Linked DNA regions of Mus musculus: region 1 is linked to region 2. Evidence: chromatin loops called from intact Hi-C (ENCODE). Cell type or tissue: heart. All regions are shown on one strand.

Region 1 (8,000 bases), 340 kb before region 2:
CCAAGATTACTTTTTTAAACTACAAGGGGTATAGAAATTTATTAAAGTTCATTAATATACAATAAAATGTGTCACATTATGGCATGCACCCAGAAAGGGGGAAAAAAATCAAAACCCAAAGCACAAGAACACAGAAGAGGCTTCTGTGCTGTGGCAATAGTAATTTAGTCTACAGAAAGATGCTGTTTTCAACAACAGGAGATCATCTGAATTTTTGGGGGGGCTCAAGGATTTTATGCCTACTATATATAAACTGAAACCAGATAAATAGAACAACAAAAAAGGTAAAAATGTTCAAGTTTACAAAAGTATTCAGACAATATGCCTATGTGCTTAAAAACAACAACAACAACAACAACAACAACAAACTTAGAAGAGAAATAAAAACAGGAACCAGTGGGGTAACACACATTTGTAATTCCAGAACTTCCAAGAGCGAGGGATGATCAGAAATTCATATCCTTAGTTAATTAATAGGTTGGAGGCCAGCCTGAACTACCTAAGACCTTATCTCAAAACAAAACAAAAATCCAAAACAACAAAACCCCCAACACAAACCCTACCACCACTACACACTAAGGCCAAATATCACAACATCCACCCCTAAATAAAGACTGGAGCCGAGTATGTTAGTTCAAGTGGTAGCATGTCTGCTCTGCTCATCATGTGAAAGGCCCTGGGCTTAAACACTAGCATCATGAAAAAAATGACTGCAGACTGGAAACTATCCTATTTATTATGACATGATACCTGGATTCTCATTCTGCTTAGAAGACATTAGTCTTGGAATAACCAGAAGATTCACCCCTTTGGACACTCCCATATGCCTGGCTCTTACCTGGAAGAGTATCTTGAGGAATTTCTCTCTGCATTGGCCAGCAGTCTTCGGCTTTTTCTAGCTGAGATATCACATTTGGCTTTGAAAAGTGATGCTCTGCTCAATGGAAAGGAGACAGGGCTTGGAGGTCTGCTTAGAGAAAATGCTGTCCTGCTGCAACATTCTCGCCCCTCCTTCCCCCATGCTGGGACATGAAAGCTTTTGCTTCCCTGCTAAATTTGACAGTTGAAAAAGAACTGGTCAGGACTATCAACTTTTGTTTCTGCTTAAACAGAGACACAAAGCTTAGAGACACAGCTATGATGAAATAACCAGAGAGGACAGAAGACCTCCTAAGAATCATAAAGAAGTCACAATTTTGATGATAACCCCGAGCTGCTGGACAATGATATATTTTTTTATGTTTGACATGCCATAAAAATTATAGCCAACTCTCACTACAGCTACAAACATCTCTTAAAAGCTCTGCCCAGTATTCAGGGACTCTGAAGTATTGCTTGGATGAAACTTCTGAAGTCATACTGAAAAGCTGCCTTTTTCCTCTCTACCAAGCTCTACACTCCCTTAACACTTCTCCTCTGGTCCCTTTAGCCTGAGCCCAAGCACTTACAGTTCAGGGGTACCGCACATCCAGAATTGGGGTGGGGGCAGGTAGAGTCAAGCCTGGCACTGAACTTCCAATCCTCCTCCACCTCTGAGGTGCTGGAATTAAAAGCATGCTCCACCCACCCAAACAGCTCTTTATTAAAGTGGAGGCTGCCTTACCCACTGAAATCATGTTGCTGTAGTTCTCCATCATGATCTCCCTGTACAGGCACTTCTGTTGGAAGTCCAGCTGTGCCCACTCTTCCTCGGTAAACGTCAGAGATACATCTTCAAACTTCACAGACTCCTGAAAGGCACAAGATGCAGTTCAGTCCAGGGTTTTCCTCTTCTACAGTGACAGAAAAATAGGAAGGCTGAGCAAGATGACCCAGCTACATTTTACTTATCTCATGTTCCTTTGTCTGAATCCTTGAGCAAATCGGTCTGACACTAATCAGGGGACACGTGAGACTGTGGTCTATGAAAACCTGTTCATTTCTCACTAATCAGGGGATAGGACTGTTGGTTCCCATCTATACCTCTTTTCTTGTTTTTGAATTGTCACTTCCTTAAAGTAGTTGCTGAAAACTAAACATGAGCTTCTTATCTTCTTACACTTGTCAGTTTCTTTCACCAGACCCTCAGCTTAAAAAAAAAAAAAAAAAAAAAAAAAAAAAAAAGAAAAAATAAAGGTTGAAAAGGATTGGTGAGATGGCTCAGTGGGTAAAGGTGCCTGCTACCAAGCCTGAGTTTGATTGATCTTCAGGATTCATATGTTGGAAGAAGGGTAGCGATCCGGAAAGGTACTCTCTGTCCTCTACAAGCAGGCAGTGGCACACACGTGCATGCCCCCCCCCCCCCAAATGTAATAGTATTGTTTTTTAATTAAAAAGCCTCAATCTGGCTTGCCAGTTCCTGGTTCAGAAATCGGTTTGTTTGTTTCTTCTATTGTAACCACCCTCTTGGGCAGTCCTCCAACTCCTCCCGAAACTCAATGATATTTGAGAACAAACGTCTCACCACTAGCCGACCCCTGAGCCGACTCAAAAGTTGAAAAGAAGCCTTTACTCACATGGGGCCAGGTTGTTGGAAGCGTGGAAGCCATACTGTCCTCCATGTTCTCTCCCAGGAGTAGGCAGAATGCTGACGAAACCTAAAGTGGAAGAGGGGGGCACTAAGGAATGTGCCCAGCGGCTCCCCCACCTCTGCCCATATCCCACCCCTCAGCAGGACATGACCAGTCCACCCCAAAATTGCAAAGTGCCCAGTGAATCCTCTTCCCGACTCCCATAAGCCTACAAGACAGGTTCCCCTCTAACCGAGAGGGGACAGCTGATGTCATCTAATCCAAAAGGCGGTTGGTTTTCTTAAACTGTGGTCCTTATTTAGAACGCGATGTCTTCCTTAGGATTTGTTCGGACCCACGACTACACACCTTCTCCCGGGTCCGTAGAAGTGGCGCCACAAACGAAGCCGACACTGGGTTCCAGAGGTTGCAAATAAAACAGAAGATGGGTGCTGCCCCCGACGGGCTTTCACGCAGCGCTACGATTGCGGAAAGACACAATGGCGCTCGCCCGTCGGTCTTGTCCCGAACTGCGCCAGCTCACGAGTCCGGACTACAACTCCCAGACGCCCCCGCGGACGTCGAGCGGCAGCAGTTAGGCGGCGTTTGTCCTGTTGGCGGGCGAAGCCGAAGTCCGAAAAGTGTGTTATTGACTGCTAAAGAACTAGGATGCAGCTTTTGAAGAAGGATACTAAGACGCTGAGCACCAGTACCTCTGTGGACAGAGACCGAGGCTAGGAGAGAATCGAACCCACTAACAGGAGCAAAAGAACTTGGACAAAACGGAAGCTAGGCATGGGCAAGGGGGTGGGCCGGAAGTGCTGGTGTTAGGTCGGCTGAGCGAGGCACGCCGCGTAGCAGAGCAAGGAAGGCGGGACGAGGGGACAGATGGAACCTACGGCTCTACTAGTGTAGAGGGGGAGGGAATCCGGATTGGGGCTGTCTGTGGGTCGGAGGCAAGAGAAGACAAAGTCATTTAACGGAGTTTACTGTGGGGAAGGAGAAAAGGATGCAATCTTACTGAAGTTTCACCGGTACCCTTAAAGGGAGAGGAAGAAAGGAGTAACTGTAGAAACAGAAAGCCATTAGGCATCGGAATTAAAAGTACTCAAATTTCCATGAGAGGACAGGCGTTTGCGTCCAGATTAGTAGAGTGGGCAGGGTTGTGTGGTCTGGGCAGGGTGGTGTGGGCTTATAACGTTTAGGTGGGAAGTATGGAGACCTGGTGGACTTAAAATATGGTAGGCTACACTAAATGTCCTCTCTAGTTTTCCCCAGCAGAGGAAGGGATGTAGTGAGAATCCTGGAATTTTGGTTTCTTGGAAGAACAAACAAATATTATAAAATAATATTTTGTTTGATTCCAGGTATAGGGATGTGGGGCTGCTTCAGACTGCCTGTAGCAGCTGACCGTGATTTGTTTTGTGCTCTAGCAGAATCGTGGTTCTGTCTGTAGCAGATAGTTTTTTGTGATTGTGTTATATTTGGAATTCTGAGAACTTTTCAGAGAGTATATTAATGTTAGGGCCCGATAGGCTAGGGGCTGGGCTGGACCAGTTGGTTGTATAGGGAGGAGGTTGGTTGTGGTTTCGTAGTAGCTGAGGTCAAAGGAGAAGCAAAAGAAAAGAAATCAGATTCAGGGATTTCCTAATTCCTCTCTCCCCTCTATTCCTGTTTCTTTCCAGTCTAGTGTTAAGGGGTAAAAAGGGGGCATGGATAAAGATGGGAGGAAGAGGAGAACCCACAAAGTTGCAAAGACCAGCTACAAAGGGACATGGAGGATCAGAGATGTATGAGGAAAACTAAAATTACACTCAGTCCCAGGGATGCTAACTGTAAATATCCATACATGTGGAGAGCTCTTGGGACTGCTTCTAGGAATTGGGCAGGAATTTGACATTAGGCTAGGACACGGAAGTAGGCTCAGGCAAGAATTTGACTTGGGGCTAAGATCAAGATCTTGATCGTTTTGTAAGTCCCTGAATACCACAGGACTTTGTTTATTGCCTTGTTTGTACCTTGACTTAGAACTGACCTTATTCTTTGCATGTACTTAGAATAGACTAGAAAAAACAGACTAGAGAAAAATAAACCCACTTCAGGCTCAGCAGGGGCTTGAGTCCTGTTATAATGTTGTCTAATTGTCTTTTTCTTTTCAATCTTCACTCCCTCCCTTGAGACCCTGCTGACTGACTGAGCTTGTTGGTTACACACAGGGGCTGATTTGTATGGTACACATTGAGAGGCTGTGGGTTCTGGTAATGCCAGTTATTAGCTAACCTGTGACTAGGTTTGTTCCTAATGGCAGATTAGATCAGGGGGAACTTGAAGTCTGCCTCTGACCATAATTGGGTATGTTTGTAACTCTCTAGACAGCTCAGAACAACAAAGAATTCTGCTGTGTTCCTTATACTGTTTAGTATCCTATTCCTAAGGTCTCTTTATATCCTGTTCTGATTGATGTAGTCTTTGTATTACTTGGGGTCCAGACATTCTGATGTTCTCATAATGCCTAGAGCCTATTGACCTATCCTTCTCAACCCAAGGTTTGTGTATTCCTTTACGCTTTCTAAGTAGGGTCTTGGCAACACTGTGTCTAACTGTGGTCATGCTTCTTATTCTTATGGTTAAAATAGACTACATATTCTTAATTTTTAAACATTTTTATTTATTTTATGTATGTGAGTACACTCTGTAGCTGTCTTCAGACACACCAGAAGAGGGCATTGGATCTCATTACAGGTGGTTGTGAGCTACCATGTGGTTGCTGGGAACTGAACTCAGGACTTCAGGAAGAAGAGTCAGTGCTCTTAACTGCTGAGTCATCTCTCTAGCCCTGTTCTTAATTTTTACTGCAATTAATGTTTATATTTAGTATTTGCTCAGATTATTATCCTATTTTTAGTTTGACAGTATTTCCTTGGATTTTTTTTCATTCATTCATTCATTCCATTTCATCCTGGTTCACATATATCCCAAACTGTTTTTGAATTTTGTAGCTGAGGTTAACCTTGAATTTCTAATCCTCTTGCTTCCACCTTCCTAGTGCAAGGAATACAGATGTGGGCCACACTGCTCATCTTTCTGTGGTGTGGGTGTTAGAACTCAGAGCTTTGTGGCAAACACTGATGACTGAGTTAACTCTTTAGTCCTCAGAATCTCTTAACTTTCAAAAGGACCATATTGATTGAATAAGTAATTGGTCCCTTTTTTAATATTTCACATTAAATAATCCTGGCTGTTTGGCAGATTATTATTGTGTGACAGAATTGTGGAAAATAGCCATTGACTGACAGTTTTATTTTAGATGTCAGTGTGTGTTTGTTTAAGTGGCTTATCCAATTGTTCAATAGAGAGCTTTATTATTTTAAGGAGGCAAGTTCTCTTTTCAGTTTTAAGTTCATTCTTATTTTTAAAAGTTAAGGTTCGTTGATGGTGGTGCACACCTTGAGTCCCAGCACTTTGGGAGGCAAAGGCAGGTGGATCTCTGTAAGTTCAAGGCTAGCCTAGTCTACAGGGTGAGTTCCGGGACATCCAGGGCTGCACAGAGAAACCATGTCTTGCAAAACAAGCAAACCAAAAAAGTTAATTAAATGCTTTTTATTTGATTTAGTGTGAGTGCATGTGCGCGTGCGTCTGCGTGCACACACAGACTTTCATAGCACAGTGTACGTACGTGTGAAGTCAGAGGAAAGCTTTCAGGAATTGGTTCTGTCCTTCCATTATGTGGGTTGCAGGAATAGAACCTAGGAGGTCAGATTTAGTAGGAAGTGGTTTTACTCGAAGAGTTATCTCAGTGGCCCGAAAATTGATTTTTAAAAAGCTTACATTTATTTATTGTGCATGCTTGTATTTCTGCACTGCAGCATATGTATGGAGGTCAGGAAGTAACTTGAGGAGTTTGGTTCTGTCCTCTCAGCTGCAGGCTCTGGAGGTTGTGTCCACATTTCTAGGGTGGGCAGGGTTACTGTCTCTCAAGGTTAAGGTGTTCTCCTCGTAGTGGTGGTGGACTGGATTGTATCCAGTGGGGCGAACCCAACGTCTGCCTTTTGTGGATCAAACTTTGCTTTTACTTACATATTGTACACCTGTGAATGGTTATACACATCCAAAACAAAAGGAAACATAGCAATTTTGATTTAAAAATTAGATGTGCTTGTTTTATAAATAGATGAAGTAGACATATGTGCTAAAACTATGGGGAAAAGGTAAAAGAAATAAATAACATACTTAAAAATCCAATATGATTTCCTTTTTTTTCCCTTTGTCTTTTTGTCTCAGTATGTAGGCCTGGCTGGCCTGGAACTTATTATGTTTATCAGGCTGGCTTCCACCTCACAGTGATCTGCTTGCCTCTGCCTCTGAGTGCAGCAATAAAAGTTTTGTGCCACCATGTCCAGCTCAGTGGGTAACTTTTCAAAATCAGTGAAATCAAAGTAAACCAGGCATAATAAGAATATAAGATTCATAAATTAATTTTCACATATGTATGCACAAAACTGCAATAACTTAAACAATATTGGGGAAAAGGTCCTTTAATAGTAGAATCATAAAAATAAAATGTTAATTTGTCGGGACATGCAGAGAACCTCTTGAGAATAACTTTTGAGATTCATGAGTAAACTTATGTAGTTGAAAATGCCTGTGTTCCAGAATTAGAAGCCAGTGTGTATCATTTATTCCCTTCCTTATTAGGTTCAATAAAATTTCAAATATTAATACAATGAGCTTTGGGGCAGCTTGGCATCTTGAGCTTTGTTTTGTACATTCCTCTAAAAATGTGAAGGAAAGAATCTACTCTTCTAAACAAGATGATTTAGATTGGATTCAAATTTAAGGAGAAATGTCCACAGAAATTACTTGTTCACAAATGTTCTTTTGTGGATGTGATGAACTATCTTGACAGCCCCAGCAAGGACTCTTTTGATGACTCTATTAGGGTTCTCTAGAGAAACAACTGAATGGACAAGTGAATGAATGGATCTATCTATCATCTATATCTATCTATCTATCTATCTATCTATCTATCTATCCTATCATCTATAATCCATCCACCCATGGATAGAGGGGATTTATTAAAGTGACTTACAGGCTGTGGTTCAACTGGGCTAACAGTGGCTATATACCAATAGAAGGTCCAAAAATTCAGTACTTGTTCAGTCTAGAAGGCTGGATGTCTCAGCTGTAAACATTAGAATCTCAAACAGGTAGGATCTAATGCCATTGAAGTAGCGGATTTACCAGAGAGAGCAACAACAAACTGAGTGAGAATTTCTTTCTTCCATGTCCATTATATAGCCTGGGCCACAGCAGGCTTTTGACCGATTAAAAGTGGGTCTTCTTACTTGACTGTGGTGGCTCGTGTCTTTAATTCCAGCACTTGGGAGGCAGAAGCAAGTTGATCTTTATGAGTTCAAGGTTAGCCTGGTCTATAGATCAAGTTCTAGGACAGCCAAGGCCGTTCCACAAAGAAAGTCTGTCTCTTTTTTAATTAATTAATTAATGAATTCA
Region 2 (8,000 bases):
TTTATAAATCTAAGAAATGGAGCTTGTTTGGGATATTAAAATGCAAGATCCATATCATTTTGGCAGAATGATTCTGAATACATCTTTTCACTCTTTTACAGAGGTCATATTAGTATTTTATCCAGGAGTCTTTGCAAAAATCACAATAAAAAGGTCATCAATTACTTTTTGCCATAACATTTATTAAGTGACTATTAGACCCTGCAAAGGCGGGCACTAAATGTTACATCCTAAGTTACCTGAAGCTCTAAGAGTCAGCAGTGAACATAGTGTCTTAACACTAGTATGCTACCAATTTTTACCACAGTGTGTGTGTGTGTGTGTGTGTGAGGTCCAGGACTGTAAAAGGTTAGATGAATCTTATGTGCCCAATTTCTTCTTAATACCCGCATATCTAGAAACAACCCTTGCCTGAGTCCATGATTCCCTTTTGCTCCTTTTCTCCTGAAAAGAAACGTCCTTACTGTTGGTGATGAACTCAGCAGGACTCTCGTCCTGAGTCTTTCCTCCCATCAAGCAATCACTTCATGCAGAGAAGAGGCTAATAATGAACTCAGAGGGTACCTTGAAGACTGGTGTGCCAATGGATACTAGTTTCCAACAGTCAAAGAACAAACACTCTTGCCTCTGCTTTGTCAGGGGCACGTCTGAACCCCCGTGGGAAAAGTCCTTACACTTGCTCAAGTTCGCACTGCCCGGGTGTCTGTAACCCTTAAACCCAGGACCCATAAAACACAGTGGTTTCCATGTCCTTCTCAGAGCTGTTCATATTCCAAAGAGATTGTGGTTTACATAGTAGAAATCCTTCAGGATACAGGAATTAGGTAACCAGGTTTCCATTAGTTAGGATTTTCTTGAATTTTATTATCAAATATTATAAAAACACTGAACAAAAGTGAGAAAACACAGTGGTTAAAAACACCAACTCTGGAGCCAAACTATCTTAAAACTGAACTCCCTACTAGATGTGTCTCTTGGATACATTTACTCAACACCTCTGCTTCTGTTAATTCATTTGAAAACCTGGGGGTAGTAATAATGCCTATTTCATAGAGTTAAGGGAATTGAACAAGTTAATATTTTTTAAAAAACATTTAAGAGGAGGCCTAGCACATGGTGCTTATATATTTGTAAAACAAAAAATAAAACTAAACTTAAAAAAAAAAAACCAAACAAAGTCTTAAATTAACTGAGTTAATTTCTCCATGGTTCTAAGAGGTCTTTATCCAAACACACATGGATGTTATAGTAGGTGTTTATATACAATTGTATCCTTATTGTTGTTTCTTCTGTTATGTATATTGCTAGTGCCCACAATTATAATTTATAGTGACTGCCTATAAGTTATAAGCTAACTGTCCAATAATTCACTGATACGTACCAAACGGACACTGACACTACATTATTGAGTACTGGTTTCTGTTTCAAAACTCAGTCTCATATTTCTAGGCAATAGTCTTTCTATCTTCTATCATTCGGGATCTCCTTTACTAATCTTTTCTAAAGAGGTTAACCTTGATCAACAGTGAATGCCCCACTCAGTACTACACTAGTTTTTTTTTTCATTAATTCAGACTTAGTATTCCATATTCTATCACTTAAAGAGTACCTAGACCCTCCCCTTGTATTATCAGAATCTGTTTCTATCATTATGCACAAAATGCTAATGTGAAGCTTTCCATCTAATATTCCAGGTAGTATCTTTCCAGTTAAACTATTCTTGGCACAAGACTTTCCTCTTAATAATGCACAAACTTCTACATTTTGATCTACAGATTAGAGCTTTTGCTAGAATACTTTATTCACCTAATCATGTTTCTCAAATATGGATTCCTTGTGGACCACATAAGAAGCTTAGAACTTTTTTTCCTGTAATTTCCTACCATTGAATACAGGCTACATAACTGCTGAAAGGTTTTCTCATTTATAAACTCATAAAGTTTCTTCTAAAGAGATTTCTTGCTGTATAGTAAAGACAATTTAACTAAATTCTTAGTGAAAAACTTTCCTCTTGGTTATACTTATAGGGTTTTCTGCCCCCAAAGTCTTTGCCAATTCAGTTACAGTTTTTCTTCACTATGGTTTTTCTGATGTTGAAGTAAGGCCGAATGACCACTAAAGGCTCTTCCACACTGATTGCATATAAAGCGTTTCTCGCCACTATGCATTCTCTGATGAATAATCAGGGAAGAATTCTTACAGAAAGCTTTTTCACAATGATTACATTTGTAGGGTTTCTCTCCGGTATGGTTTCTCAAGTGTACAATAAGGGAAGAACTCTCATTAAATGCCTTCCCACACTCATTACACCTGTACGGTTTCTCTCCAGTATGAGTTCTCCGGTGTGCAATTAGGTGAGAGCTACAATTAAAGGATCGTTCACATTGATTACATTTATACGGTTTCTCACCAGTGTGAATTCTCCGATGAGCAACAAGGTGACAGCTCTGACTGAAGGATTTTCCACATTTATTGCACTCATAGGGCTTTTCTCCAGTATGAGTCCTTTGATGCCTAACAAGATGAGCCATCTGGCTACAGGATTTTCCACATTTATTACATTCATAGGGCTTAATTCCAGAATGGATAATTTCATGTTTTGTAAGGGCTGAACGCTCTCTGAAAGCTTTGCCACATTCTTGACAGTTATAAGGTTTCTCTCCCGTGTGAGTTCTCTGGTGAGCAATAAGATGGGAGCTCCAGCTGAAGGACTTTCCACACTCAGTACATTTATATGGTTTTGCTCCAGAGTGAGTTCTTTCATGTTTACTAAGGGCTGAATAATCCCTAAAAGCTTTTTCACATTCATCACATTTAAAGGGTTTCTCTCCAGTATGCATCCGCATGTGGGCAATGAGATGGGAACTCCAGCTAAAAGACTTGCCACATTCAGTGCACTCAAAAGGTTTTTCTCCAGTGTGAGTTCTCTGATGTCCAATAAGATGGGAGTTCCAGTTGAAAGATTTTCCACATTCATTACATACATAAGGTTTTTCTCCTGTATGGATTCTTGTGTGTACAATAAGATGAGAATTCCAACTGAAGGCTTTCCCACATTTGTTACATTCATAGGGTTTTACTCCAGTGTGTGTCCGTTCATGCTTAGTAAGGGCTGAACGATTCCTAAAAACTTTTCCACATTTATCACATTCATAGGGTTTCTCTCCAGGATGAGTTTTCTTATGCTGAATAAGGTAAGAGCTCCAGATAAAAGATGTTCCACATTTGTTGAATTCATAGGGTTTCTCTGCAGTGTATGTGCTTGTATGTTGAGTAAGTAATGAGTCGTAACCAAAGACTTTCTCCCATTCATTGTATTTATATGTTTTTTCTACACTGCCAATTTTTTGATGTTCCATAAAAGATGAGAAATAAAAGATATTCTCATATTCCTTATATTTCTCATACTGGTTTCCTCCAATTTGAAGTTTGGGGTATTCAATAAGTGATGGGCTCTGGTTAAAGATTTGATGGTATTCCTTATATCCATAGAGTTTTTCTCCTGTATGTACTGCTTTATGATCACCAAATTGTATAATATGATTGAAAGACTTCACAGCATCAGTACATTTGAACAGATTATCTCCAGTTTGCATTTTTGCAGGGTATACAGGCTGAACAGACTGGCAAAAGGCTTTATTATAATCACTATTTTCACAGGTAACCTTATCTGCATACATTATGGCTGAATTACAGCTCCAACTTTCAAGATGTGTATCAGGTTTGTAGAAACGTTCTAATTGTGAAACTCTCTGAGATGGAATTAAGTTTAAGCTTTGGCTGTACTCTGTGCCAAGTTCACAGAATTCAGACCCTCGTTGAGAAAGTACTTGTTTTTGCATAAAGACCATTTGCCTCATACCTGTGCTCTGGTTCATGTGATACATTTCTAACTGGTCGCCATATCCCAGAACTCCTAGCCTGGAGAGCCAAGGATTATCCCATATGTATCTTTCTAACATCATTCCATTGCTGGATTGTTCTTCCTCAGAAACACTCTGTGCTGGAATCAGCGCTTTGCTTTCAGTATTCCTCATCCACTCTGAAACAGAAGGGAGGACTGTAAGTGCAAAAGACCTCAGTATGCACTGGTCAGATTTATTATTCATACTATGGAAAAGGCTAAAGTATATTTCATTTTCAAGTCCAGACATAAAAGCCAGAGAAATAGTGAAAAGTAAACAATAGCTGAATATAAAAGAAAGTATATCATGACACTAATAAAACTTATGAGGAGCACTTTCACATGAAAAGGAGGTTTTACAGGAAAAAGTTAGCTATGCAGGACTGAGCTACTCAAACCATGCACATTACTAAACTGGCTTGCTTCATGACTCATCCTTACCTAACCACTAAGAATCGAGACTATGAAATGAAATGCTGTAAATATAATAGCTTTTCATGTTCACAGCCTTGAAGCAGATATAGCAGTTTCTCTAGAGAGCTTGTAATTAATGACATTTCTAGTGAAGATGTGCTTTCTTTCTAAAGATCTGGAGTATGTGTGTTCTCAGCTGTATAAGTATTACTGCCTACATGATCAATCTCCAATAAGCACAATGGATTCTGACTTAAGCTCAACCATGTTTCATAGTAGGCAACTTCACAGATGATCACAATTTCTGTTTGGCTTCTTCTGGACCCTATGGATATTGCTTTATATTCTTTTGTATAATAAACTATTATCCTGATGGTAGTGAATTTCAAGTCCTATAAGTCATCCTAGTGTTATCAACAGGGTAGCAGAGGATGCCTCTGACAAAAAGACACAGTGAATACTAGTAGAAAGAAAGGAAAGAAGGAAGGAATGCACAACGAACAAAGGAGAGAGTGTAGGGGTGATAGGATGAAGGGAGAGGAGGGAAGGGAAGAAAGGAAGGGCTTAAGGAATAAGCATGCAGGCTTTTGGCAAGTAATGTTTAAGTCATTAAATAGAGTTATAATTCACTTCTGTATTATAATCTCTCTCTCTGTATGTGTGTGTGTGTGTGTGTGTGTGTGTGTGTGTGTGTGTGAGTATGATAAAGTATCGCCGAAAGATTTCAAACCGGGTGTTATAATAAACTTCTACTACAAAATTTGTCATTCCAGAATCCAGTCAAGATTTAAACACATAAGACAGAGGGCAATATCATCAGAGTTTAGAGATTCTTCTAAAGAAGCAATTCCTATGACCACTACAAGAAGAAGACCTCAGTTCAATTCCTAGCTAACAACTATCTATAACTACAGTTCCAGAGAATCTAATGCCCTGTTCTGACCTCTGTGGCCTCTGGCAATGCATATACATCAGGCACACACACATACCCATAAAAAATTAAAATATTTTTAAGCAAGCAAGTAAGTAATGCTAAGAGGAGCTGAAGAAATGGCTCAGCAGTTAAGAAAATATTACTGAGGATTTGAGTTCAGTTTCCAGCTTTTAAGTCAGATAGCATAAAACTACCTATAAGTTTAGGCACCTGCACTAGCTTGTGTGCTCGTGCACACACATAAACATACAAAAAAAATTAAAAGAAAAATGCTAAAAGAATTCCTTTAGGCTGACATGGAAAAACACTAGAAAACAACTCAAATGACACTACTAAAGAAATCATATTTTTTTCTGTTTTTGCGGACAGGGTTTCTATGTAGCCTTGCCTGTCCTACAACTCAATATGTAGACCAGGTTAGCCTTGAACTCACCTGCCTCTGCCTCCCAAGTGTTCAGAATTAAAGGCATGCACCACCACACCCAGTGAAATTACCCAGCGAATAGGATTGACTTATCTGATTTTAGAGATAAGACAACAATACAACAATAAGGCAGTAACAAACCAAGCAATTGCCAAGGAAAAGAGAAGTGGTGACCGGTACACCGAGAAGCACCAGAAAGTGGCAATGTGGTACAGAGCAGTGAGTGTATGTGAGATTTCAACACACATTTTATGTCGCTTTGACTTTTTTAAACCATGAGAAAACAGTCTATATTCAAAAACTATTTTTTGTAAATAAGTCTTTAAAGCCATAGACTACAGTTTAGAATTTTAAAAATAAATTTTAACATAGGTAAATATCTGAGACCTTAGCTTAGGGAAGTTACAGGAAATATGAACAACCACAAAGCAGACAGAAAAGTGTGTGTGTGTGTGTGTGTGTGTGGTGTGGGGTTGGGGGAATGACTTAGGATACAATGTAGTTTTATGAGAGGCTCTGCTCTCAATCAGTAGTAGATGAAAAGGAAACATGAAGTTGAAAACACCCTCGAGGGAATTCTGAATGTATCAGAAAATAACTTCTCCACCTTTAGCCCATTTCTCAAAAAGGAGAGCTTTGAGGTCAAGTTCTTCATTTATGCCTGGGGCATCACCTCACCTGGACAACTGCTTTTAGGATATCCTTGCTCCACTGACCATGGCTCTTCTCCTTGTTCCAAAAGGGAGATGACTTCAGGCTTAGCAATCTGATTCCCTACATATGGAGGGAAGACATGTGACTTTGGTGAGAAAGTTATGGAGTTGCCAAGGAAATCTTCCCTTGCCTAGTCTTCCTCATGCAGAATATACACAGCCTTCTCCTTTCATACTTTCATAAACATTAGGAATTTCATCCCTGAATTTCAAAGTTCAAGATAATCTTAGCCCCTCAGAGATACAACATACTTCTTTCACAGGATAGCTGAAGACACTGTGGAGGAAATGGCTTTGTCAGTTTTCACCTTACCCACAGAAAGTAGGTGTCCATAGGTCTCCAGCATCACATCACGGTACAGAGTCCGCTGAACAAGGTCTAGCTGTCCCCATTCTTCTTGGGTAAAGGCCACAGCCACATCTTTGAAAGTCACTGGTTCCTGAAAGAGCATATATGATCCTTCTCAGCCAGAGGCCAGCCTTTCCGAATTTTCTAGGGATAGAATGAGGCTGATAGCCTTTGAGGAGAGGAGACAGGATGTAAAGGACACACTAGAAGGGTTCAAAAATCTGGCCAGGTGTGGTGATTTACTTTAATAAAGCACTTGGGAGGCAGAGGTAGGTGGATCTCTGTGAGTTTGAGACCAGTCTGGACTACATAGTGAGTTCCAGGACAGCCTGGTCTATATAAAGAGAGACCTGTCTCATTTTTTTTTTTAAATAAAAGATTCTAGCTGTTATGTGTCAAGTTTAACTGAGTAGCACAGCAAAAAGCGTATTCATCAAGACATCTCAAAATCTAGAGGGGAATATGCACACACAACATTAATTAAACATCATGAGTCAAAAAGAGAAACCTGGAGGCAGTTAAGAGACACATAGAGGATCTTCAATGTATTTCCCAGTTTATTTATTAGAAACTAGTTCTGATAATAATGGCCACTATGAACAGAAATTCCACCCACCTTGACAATGCCCTGTCCTCTCATTACATGAATAGCATCTGAGACCAAAGTAGAAAGAGGGTACCTATGGCCCAGAGAGCTTGTGGTAGAAAAACCTTTGCTCCTGTATGTGGACCTGGGACCTGGAAGGTGATCTGGAATCTGCCATCCTGATCACAGGAGAAAGTTTCCTCACTGGTCACTTCCATCAAAGGACTAGAACTAAGTATGAGCAAGATGGCCCAGAGCAACCTGGGCTGAGGGTATTTGTTATAGCAGTGGTCAAAAACAGTTGAGTTAGAAAAAAATTGAAACTGGCTAGCATAGTAGCATCCACCTGCAAAACCAGTTACTCATCAGGGACTGAAGCAAGAAGGTATGAGCTGAGTTACCAGGTTCAATATAAGCCTTCGCAATGATGGTGCCAAAAATAAAAATAGAAACCAGGCATGAGACAGGTCTATAACTCAGGGACTCAGAACATCAATGCAGAAGGATCTAAGTTTGAAGTCTGCCTACACAACCCTGTAAGAACTTGTTTCTAAGCAAAGAAAAACATAAAATCAAAAGGGGAAAAGGAAAATGGAACCTAGAAAACTAGAGAAGATGAACCCCAATCTGATGTGTCTGACTTCTGCAATGATTCTATCTTTATACTTCTAAGAAG

The links. Peaks named below come from ENCODE experiments on the same cell type or tissue, not always from the same donor. Only the 100,000 strongest peaks of a DNase experiment are listed, where the experiment ranks them.
Region 1: it touches region 2 in a loop (4-fold over the local background); 7 of 42 quality-filtered maps call a loop at or near these places.

The regions. Positions count from the first base shown.
Region 1 is chr7:12,830,023-12,838,022 of GRCm38, reverse strand. Zfp110 (zinc finger protein 110) reads right to left here and starts at 3,262. Exons shown (of 8, transcript NM_022981.5): 1 at 2,859-3,262; 2 at 2,496-2,576; 3 at 1,604-1,730; 4 at 839-934. The coding sequence starts at 2,540. In heart, a CTCF peak has its summit at 3,085; DNase peaks (open chromatin) are centred at 3,052 and 3,312; H3K4me3 peaks cover 2,038 bases; H3K27ac peaks cover 1,392 bases.
Region 2 is chr7:12,488,399-12,496,398 of GRCm38, reverse strand. It overlaps Zfp606 (zinc finger protein 606), which reads right to left. Exons shown (of 7, transcript NM_026112.4): 5 at 6,703-6,829; 6 at 6,355-6,450; 7 at 164-4,042. The coding sequence ends at 2,061. Among named protein-coding and RNA genes, the nearest start is that of Zfp606, 14 kb to the right of the region's middle. In heart, no CTCF peak of the experiment used is centred here; no DNase peak of the experiment used is centred here.